2 separate regions of the Mus musculus genome follow, and region 1 is linked to region 2. A link is a loop called in an ENCODE intact Hi-C map of the cell type or tissue named here. Cell type or tissue: left cerebral cortex. All regions are shown on one strand.

Region 1 (5,000 bases), 68 kb before region 2:
CTTAAGGGGAAGTAGTACGTTGACATAATATATAATTGTGACCCCCTCATATACCTTGCTGTGGGTTGTGAATCCAGGCTAAAAGCTCTCTGGAGCTGTCTGAACCTTTTCCCATTACCCCCTGGGTATCCTTTAAAAGCAAGCTTGCAAGCAAAGGATCCTCCTGATGCATGCGTTGCCTTTATTAATACTCTCTCTCTAAAGCCAGGATTCCCGGTTATCTACCAATGGCTTTCATTTCACTGTATGGAACAGTCTTGCAAAATAAAGATTCTTCCCTTAGCAGATAAGGAAGCAGACTTGGAGAAGTCAGGTGACTGGGAAAGGCCATAAATAAAGCAATAGCACAGTGAGAGCAAGGTTCAAATCCAGGTTGCTCTGACTCAGTTTACCTTGTGTCTCGGGCTCTGGAAAAGTCTGCTTTGAGATCCGGTTCATTGTCAGAGGGTAATACCAGATTAGTAACTGCTGAAGACCCGAGAAAACAGGAAGAAACCAGTTACCCTGCATACCCAGTTTTGTGTTTTACTGGTTGCTAGTCACTCTGACTTTCCCATCTAACTGGGATAACTGGCCAAGAATGAGACTAAACCAACAACTTCCAGTGCCAACATGAAAGCAAAATAACCAGACAATGTTGTGAGAGAACTCTTATTTTTTATTTTTTATTATTAAATTTACTTATTCTCTTTACAACCCAGTATCAGCCCTTCCTCTCGTCCCAGTACTTTCTCATTTTTTTTTCTTTTAAACCCAAGTGGGGTCAGTCTCCCCACTTGACCCCAGGATTGCTTTTCGTTGCTTAAATCCTCAGAGATTAATCTCAGACTTCAGTATCCTGTAACTCAGGAAAGAGCAGGAGAGTCTGCTCCAGTGCCTACAGCTAGGCTTGCTGGCAGTGGTGCGAGCTGGCTGGGCTGCCTGAGCTTGCTAGTTGGCAGAGACAGCAGAAAAAAATGAGGCTTCTGATCAAAGCATTGTTCTTACCCTCATCTTGATGACCTGTGAGGGGTGGAGCTAGTACAAGATGACTGGAAATACAGGGGCCTTGAAACTTGACCATAGGAACTCCTGACCACACCATCTTTCCCCAGGAGTGCTTGCCTGTGTAATGAATATGGTATTTCCCACCTTGCTTAGAGGGACTTAAATAGAGGGAATTTTCTCCTTTCCTGTGCTAAGCATGAAGACGTATGTAAGCTGTATGAGTATCCTTGCATATATCCAATGACAGCATTCCAACCAGTATTTCCAGTGGTCAGATTCCCAATTAACTCTTTTCACCACCAAGTGACTGGTTAGTGAGGTTACTCATGAAAGGAGGGACCTCTTGTATTAATTGTACTAACTCTCTTGACCGAGTGACTGCTTAGTGAGGTTACTTAAGGAAGCAGGGAGCTCCTGTATTGGTTTAGGGCTTGGTAAAAGAGCTCAGTGGTGAGGACAGGTGCTGTCTATACGGATCAGCGAGTTCACGCTTTGAGACAAATTTATGGTTAGCAATAACGGGCCATTTTACTGCCTTGTTTTTACTTAATAAATTTTAATTTCTTTCTTTCCATAAATTAAAACATTTACCGTGCTATATCCTAATTATTAGATTTGTCACCTACAGCATAAATTTCACAGAATAATTGCCATTTGGGCTTTTAGGGAGACATCACCTTATAGTCTTTATTTTAATAATTGAGTAGCTAGATTTTCAGTAGAGACACAGTCATGCTGTGTTGCCTCCACTTTCAAAGGATGGTACTCATTAGAGTATGTGTGTCAGCATCATGGACTGACCAGGTAAAGGGCTGCCAGAGGAATGGTGTGAGTTGCAGAAATTTGAAAGATGTGCATTTTTTCCTTTGAAATACATCCCAGCTATTTTCCAGGATAGAGTCCTAGAGACAGTTTTTTTTAAAGATTTATTTATTTATTATATGTAAGTACACTGTAGCTGTCTTCAGACACTCCAGAAGAGGGAGTCAGATCTCATTACGGATGGTTGTGAGCCACCATGTGGTTGCTGGGATTTGAACTCCAGACCTTTGGAAGAGCAGTCGGGTGCTTTTACCCACTGAGCCATCTCACCAGCCCCCTAGAGACAGTTTTAATGAACTACATTTATAACTAATATAATTTCCAATAAAATGTTCAAATCCTAGATAATTAATTTGAGTAGGTTGCAAACCTTTCTTCTGTCCATTTGAGTTCATTTAGTTGAAGCCAGGTGGAGGAGCTACATATGTTCCTTATAAAATAGGAGCACTCCATCACTCCTGCCTTCCAGTCTGAGGAACCGAAGCCACAGAATTTCTAGTTTTGTGTTAGCTGAACAGACTCAAGAATATGGCCCTTTATTATTATTATTTATTTATGAAATGAAAGAGTCATAGGAGTGGATGGAGAAGTGTATGTGCTTACTGTTACATTTGAAGCCTGCACCCAGATCCATGCCTGCCATTCCCCTGATCTTCCTGGTGCAGAGCTAGGGCCAGTGCCAGTTGGTTCTTAGCTGGGTTTGACCAACAAGATGCTTTTCTGAAAATAGCAGCTAAGAGGAAGGAAGCAATGGGTGCTTTTCTTCCCTTTTCTACCTTTGCCAGCCCCCCTCTCCCTGCAGAGAGAGAGAGAGAGAGAGAGAGAGAGAGAGAGCACATGCGCATGCGCGCGCGCTTTGTGACTACAGCTCTGCAGCTCCTAGGATGCAGATCCATCATGTTCCCGGTATTCTCTAGAAGCCCCACCTTTCCTCTCTGTCCCTGCAGCCCTAGGATAGGGGTGACTTGTTGCTGTGGGGAACTCCCCCTAGTTGCCCCAGTGTACCCTCTTTGACACCTCTACCCTTCTGTCATCTGTGTAATGAAATCTTTGCTCTTAATTTGTTCTATTTTACATGCTAAGAGTATTTTCCTTTTCCTGACCAATACATTTCTAGAATAGCTTTGCTTTTATCTCATAGCTAGCATCATTGGGATGTTGATAAAGGGAATGGTAAGTTATTCATCATCTTAGCTAATGTTTAATCAGTTTGGTATTATAGTTAGGTGATGGGGCAAAAGAAGAACCAAGCAGAATGATACGACTGTCCCCTAAGAAGTCAGCCTATGAAGTGGGTGGTGCTTCTCCGAGGGCTGTGGGAGCCAAGGAGTGTTTGCATTGGAGTAGTGATGGGTAAGAGCTCACACATCCAAGGGTCTAGTTGGAAGCAGCAGTTTGTACAGAGGAACACACTAGTGTGGCCAACTAAAGAGTGCTGGGTGGGTGTAATTGACAAGAGGGCCAATTCAGCTGGATTATTTAGGGACTGACGAATCTCTGAGCACTTGGTGATGGGAGCAGTAAAGCAGAACTTTAAGCAGAGGAAGTATCTGAACACATCGATTCTAACAAAGGCTACTTTTGGAGAGGAGAATAGGAGGAGACCTCGAGGACAGGCTTTCACTAAGTGAAGGGGCAGAGCCTTGGTGGAGAAGGGTGGTGTATTAGTCAGGGTTCTCTAGAGTCACAGAACTTATGGATAGTCTCTAGATAGTAAAGGAATTTATTGATGACTTACAGTCGGCAGCCCAATTCCCAACAATTGTTCAGTCGCAGCTATGAATGGAAGTCCAAGGATCTAGCAGTTACTCAGTCTCACATAGCAAGCAGGCGAAGGAGCAAGAGCTAGACTCCCTTCTTCCAATGTCCTTATATTGTCTCCAGCAGAAGGTGTAGCCCAGATTAAAGGTGAGTTCCACCACACCTTTAATCCCAGATTAAAGGTGTGTTCCTTAAACTCGGAGATTCAATCTTCTGGAATCCATAGCCACTATGGCTCAAGATCTCCAAACCAAGATCCAGATAAGGATCTCCAAGCCTCCAGATAAGGGTCACTGGTGAGCCTTCCAATTCTGGATTGTAGTTCATTCCAAATATAGTCAAGTTGACAACCAGGAATAGCCACTACAGGTGGGTTTGCCTGGAATCCGGATTCCCAGCAGATACAGGAGGGAGATGATGTATTGAGGAATTTGGTGATTATTTTACATGTGCCTGACAGTGCATCAGGTGAAGTTTGTTGAACTCAGGGAGCAGGACTTCTGTGTTTAGGTAATAGCTAAGTGAATTCCACACTAGAAGACCTTTTGCCATGTTGGGATCACAGCCTCTCCTTAGAGGTCCCAGGCATGATTCTGGATTGTTTATTCTGCCCTTGGAGCTGGGTATACTTAATTTAGGGTATAAAAAATTATGGTTGCAGTGCTGCTCCTGTTTTACAGACATGCCAAATCAATGTGTCTAAGAACCGGTCAGTATCCCTGTTTACTGCCCGCCACACCTGGTTTCCTTCTCTAGATTCAGATCCTCACAGTCTCACCTTTAGTCATGAAATCTGTTGACTACCCATCCACTGTGTATTTCATCCCCGACTCTGGCTATCACAACCTCCTTATCTTTCGATGAAAGAATCAGCTTTCTAGCTGAGAAGTCATAGTATGAGTTCTTGTGTCAGAAGTCTACCAGTGGGACATTCTCTGCTAATTTATAAACTCCACAAGCCCACCTGTCGGCAAACCTCCCACATGCTGAAGACTGTATACTGAATCTTTCAGAAAGTTGGAGGTAGCACCTGTGGAGCTGAGCTTTTGGAAACAGATCTATAGAGCTAGAAGCTGGTAAGAAATAAAATAGCAGAGACAGGGGACACCTTAAGTGGCCTATAATGGGTTTGTTTGAGGTGCTGTTCTGAGGTTATGGAAAATGTAGTTTAAAGAGATAAAACTAACTCCCTCTACTCTTTGAAGATTCAGAGATGAGGTAGTGGTTACAAGTCTGAGTTCTGCAGTCCCACTGCTTGTCTTACTGTGTGTACCAAATTACTTCATCTTGATGCGTCCCTTCAGTACCCATAACGAGACATAACATGACAGTATCTACCTTCAGGTTACTAGGCAGACAACATGGCAAATGGGCATTCATGCTTGCCGTGGGTCATACCTGACACCAAAGAGGAGTCTCTAAAGGCTCAG
Region 2 (5,000 bases):
AGCCCAGGTTCCAACACATCCAGCTGATTTGCATTTTTATACCAAATCGGTTCTCCTAATTAAAATGGTTCAATCTCCCTGACTGATTCCTGAGCTCTCCAGCCCTCATATGTTTGTAGGAGTTCTTTATGCCACCTCTGCCCCTCCCCAAATGATCCCATCAACCCTCCCAAATCACGGTATCCAGGCTCTTCATTATTCTGGCTGCTTTTTAGAATTCAGCCCCATTTTTCAACACTTTTCAGAGTGTTGCTTAACGACGGCACTAAAAATTCTTGACATTTATAGTACTTTCTACATCTCACTACTATAGTCTTTAGTGTTAAAAAAAATCCTCTACTTTGCTGCTTTAAATATCCTTTTGGATTAAAGCATATCACAGTTCGTGTCACAGAGAAGTTGTTGAGAATCTGTCTCCTACTATCTCTTATCAGAGCTCCCTCTAGCCCCATCAGGGGTATTAACAATGCAGAGGCCCAAGGTCAGCCTTGGTGACCCACCCACACTGGTCCTCAGACACTTCAGGTCTCCCACGAGCCATCGGAGCTCACTGGGGAAGCTGGCCTGGATCCACTGGGGATCAGAACACCCAGACTGGAATCTATGCTGTGCTGGCTGCCTCGTCCCCTGCAGCTCCGTCCCCACATTTCCCTTCACCCACATCTTACTAAGCTTCAGAGGCACTGGGACTATAGCTAAGAGCACAGATTCTGTGACCTACCTACCAGCTGGGCTACTCCAGGCAAGTGGCTTCACCTCTCTGTGCTCTCACTTCCTCTGACTGTCAGAAGCTCATGGCATTGCTATAATGATCAAGTGAGTCACCAGGTATCAATACACAGGGGCCACACTAGACTGCATGTGGCCCACTTCAGCTGCCACTCACTTCCCGAAAGCCCCTCTCTGCCCGGGTCCCTGCCCCATTCACTGGAGGCTGGCACAGGGTTTCAGCCACACACTGCTCTTTTCAAGAGCCAAGCCCCCTGAGAATGTCTCACAAACCCTGGCCAGTCTATCCAGGGAGCCTACAACACTTTGCAGAATGTGTGACCAAGGAAATAACCCCCCACTCCTCCACACTCAAGTTCTCCTTAGAGCTGCCTCTCACGCCTAACCTCCACTTCCCAACTCAACCCCACCCTGCTCGCTAAACCATGCTCTTTGTGGATTTTTTACATCTAGCGTGACTTGTGAATTGGAGATGTCACTGCTAAGGTTTGCCTGCCCAGCTTGAATCCACAAATCATTGTTCATGACACAGAAGAGCAGCAAAGGGGTCCGAAGACTTACAGGGACATCCTTCAGGCAGTTCCAGCATCCCCTGGGGTGGACCCGAGCTGGCTTACCACCAGGAGATGGCCTTTCAATGTGTCACAAGTAGGCAGATTTGAGTGATTACCCTGGCCTGGATCACCAAGGCTGTTTCCTTTGCTGTAAAATGGGTTAGCATCTAGCCACCTTCTAGAATCAGAGCTCAGTTAAAGGAGTCTTTACATTAAGTCGGGTCATGGCACTATTATTGTGTAGTTTTAATGTATTTGAGTGGGAGTTCTTTCTTCTTCCTCCTCCTTTTCTTCCTCCTTCTCCTCCTTTCTGCTGAGAAAGTAACTAAACCTCAGGAGCCAATGACCTGGTCCCTTCAGTCATCACAGAAACCTCTCCATCCTCCTGCTGTAGAGCAGGGATCCTTTTAACTGCTCCCTGAGGAGGCTGCCTTTTCCGAAGGGACACCAGGAAGTTAAGAATGCAGACGCTGACTGGGGAAGCAACTCTGGCTGCAGGCACCTGAGTTACAAAAGGGCCCAACAAGCATGCACAGCACCCGAAGGGAAAGCTAGGGAGAAGGAAGTGCACATCACATCAGGGCCAGGGCTGGCTTCTGAAATGGTGCCTGGCTCTGAAAAGCTGCTGCAGACTGTCAAAGACTAACTCAGAGGACTTCAGAAGCTGAGCAGGACAAAGGCTCCGTTCCTCTCCAGGCAACAGGGCTGGGCAAAGGGCACAGCCCAGAGTGGAGACCCACCTTCCCACTCACTGCACACAGCCCTCCCGCCCACAATGGCCTTACCTTCTCTTTTTGAATTCTAACAAGTTAAAACCTGGCCCCTCATTTCACCAGTGGTACTTAGCCCAACTTTCTTCTAAAATCTGCCGCGTAGTACCCCAAAAGAACCTCAATCAGAGTTCTTGCTGTGGCCAGAGAGTGCCTGAGAGATGAGCAAACCTTCCCTTTAACTGTCAAGAGAGGAGCTGAGAGTACTGCTGAGTGGTAGCGTGTGCTTAACCTGCTGGAGGCCCTGGGTTCGTGCCTAGCCCCATCTCCACAAACAGGAACATAAGACCCAGTGAAGCAAAGTGACCCGGATAACACAGCAGACACTAGAGACAGGAGCCAGTAGCTGCACACAGTGCTGGGCTCTTCTGAGCTTCTTATGAAGGTGTCAATCTCTCTCAGAGTCATGCTTCTGCCTCTCATACCCAGCCTTGTTTCTGGTCACCTGCCTTAGCTCGGAGGCCCCAGTCTCCCCACTGCTCAGCCGCCTCACAGAAGCTTTGTCCCATACCTGGACAAGCATGGCCAGGTAGGCCACAACAATACTGGACATTCGCTTGTTTGTGCTCACCAGGGCCTGCCTATGTCACAGCTCAGGAGACAGTGGCCATCAGATTTGTCTAACCAGAAACCAGGCCAAGCAGCAGTACTCCCCAGGCCTCGGGCTATTCTCAGCTCTCCTCTGTCACACCTCGCTGCCACCCACCTCTCTCTGTTCTGCCATGACCCACCTAACACCTCCCCTTTGCTGAGCGAAGCAGGAATTGCTGAGGGTAAACTACACGTTTACCCTCATTCGAACAAACAGTGTCCGCCTCCTGGAGTCCTGAAACATGTTTAGTTTTTGGTACAAAATGCTCTAAAAATATAATAAAGAGAACAGATGCCATCTGCAGGGCAGGGACAGCCAAAAGATGGTTCCAGGAGTGCACGTGATGCCTCCCTGGAGTCTGCGGGGGCTGATATACTGCAGTTTGTCAACATCTCATGTCAGCTCCTTCCTTGAACCACCTCAGTTAGGAAAATGGATGGGCAGCCAGATCCTCCATGGAGGGGAAGGGCAGGCCTGGGAGCAGGAGCACTTCCTTTTAAATCTGAGAACACTAGAAAGAGGTGGTTCTAGGATGGACACAAACAAAAAGGTTCTTTGATGCATATAGGTTCCAGACTCCAAGAACACCTGCAAACAAAATGTGGGGGACTGGGCACAGGCTAAGACAGGCACAGTGGAGAAAGCTGGCTGACCTTTGGTGAGTGCCGCAGGGGCCATGTCAGACATGTCCACCCTGAAGAGCAGGTACTGCTGAGCTTGGATGAGGAGGCCTGGGAAGTCTCTCTCCACAGAAGCAAACTGCTCGATCTTGTTTTTCACCGATGCAAGGACCTGTCAAAAACCACATTAATGATGCTATTACTCCTCAGCCCGAGTCTGCTCTCAGTCACCAATACATCTTTCGGGTCCATCCCTCATTACAGGGACTGTTATGGTACTGGACATTTGCTCATTTTTAACTGCCTGTGTTCCTGGTAAGGAACTCTCAAAACATCAAGCCAAATGAAGCACTGCAGCTTGTCTAGAACCGTCTATACAGCCAGCCTGCTGGGACGGGAAGGGAACCAAGTTAACAAAGTCCTGAGAGGAAGGGAAGGACAGAAGGAATGGGCGTGGCTGTAACACACCTGGTAGAGCGAGCGGACGCTGGGCTGGAAGACCATGTTGGTGTTGAGGAGGAAGGAGCGAAGGAGCGGCTGTGGGTAGCTGGCCAGCTGGGTGATGATGCCGATGAGAAGCAAGTTGACATGCAGAGAGTTCTCCAGCATGTTCTCCAGCTTTGACAGGACCACGCTGATGAATGGGCCTGCAGGGAGGACAGACACAGTGCCAGGGCTGGCTGGACATGAGGGACAAGTGTCCGCAGAACTGCAAAGTCACAGGGGCCATAGCCAGGGTGTGGACACAGAGGACATGTGTCTGCTTCTCCTTATAAAGGAGAGTTGACATCCTGACTCCACAACCACCTGGAGTACCTTGAAATCTATGAAGAACCTTGAAAAGCTCAGACAACAAATAATTTTTAGAAATTGCATTGCTTTTCCCCTTTGGTTCTATAGTCCTGATTCTGTCAGTGATCAAAATGTATAATTCACTGTCTCCCCATGCTATGGACTGCATGCAGATGTCAGAGGCCACCGAAAGTGTCATAGCAACAAGCCTTTGTGTTGGTAGAGAATATCTAACATGTTGAGTAATGTTTACCAAGTAGCAACATGTGACCAGGGACTTCTTGTCCTATGCACATGCCTGAGTGGTTCTCCCTCAGTGTCGGAAGGGAAGGAGTCCATGCATGAATGAGGAGGTCCTGGTTGGAGACCTGGCTGTTCCTGGCAACTTGGTATCTGCATTTTCCATTTCAGATCAGAGAGAAAGAAGGATCAGTCTCAGGAAATGGGGTCGAGTGTGACATAGAGGTCTCGAGAGAAAAAAAAACAAAACAAACAACAAAAAAGCCTAATAATTAAAAAAGCAGTTTATAAAAGATACCTATATAAGCAAAAAGAATCTGTTTCTGCTTCAGGTTGGTAGCAAGTTAATATGGTTTATGTGTTGGTTTACTGAGAGCAAGGAAAACAAAAAAATAATAAATCTGGAATTAATAAAATTACTTGAAGATGTTTTAAATTTTTGCCATAAAAGTGTTCCATTAAGCAAGATCGATGGCGATTGTGCATTTCCCCCAGTGGAGCCATCGATGCTGCCACTAAGCTGCAGCATATTTATAGCACAGGCACATCGCCCTTGATAGATAAACACGCCTTATGAACACTTCACCACCATTAGCGTGAGTCTAACACAAACACACTTCATCTCGAGATGCTTCATGCAGAACTCTGCCAGCAGCTAAATCCCTTAAAAGGAAGCAGGGTCTCTGAGAAGTGAGAACAGACA

Evidence for each region. Peaks named below come from ENCODE experiments on the same cell type or tissue, not always from the same donor. Only the 100,000 strongest peaks of a DNase experiment are listed, where the experiment ranks them.
Region 1: it touches region 2 in a loop (2.5-fold over the local background); 7 of 42 quality-filtered maps call a loop at or near these places.

What each region holds. Positions count from the first base shown.
Region 1 is chr3:85,593,747-85,598,746 of GRCm38, forward strand. All of the region lies in intron 2 of Gatb (glutamyl-tRNA(Gln) amidotransferase, subunit B), which reads left to right. Among named protein-coding and RNA genes, the nearest start is that of Gm46809, 20 kb to the left of the region's middle. In left cerebral cortex, a CTCF peak has its summit at 2,067; no DNase peak of the experiment used is centred here.
Region 2 is chr3:85,662,055-85,667,054 of GRCm38, forward strand. Fam160a1 (family with sequence similarity 160, member A1) reads right to left here. Exons shown (of 12, transcript NM_172682.3): 10 at 3,734-3,912; 11 at 3,299-3,437. Among named protein-coding and RNA genes, the nearest start is that of Gm40082, 48 kb to the right of the region's middle. In left cerebral cortex, CTCF peaks have their summits at 417, 621 and 2,893; DNase peaks (open chromatin) are centred at 65, 241, 391, 571 and 3 more places; H3K27ac peaks cover 5,000 bases.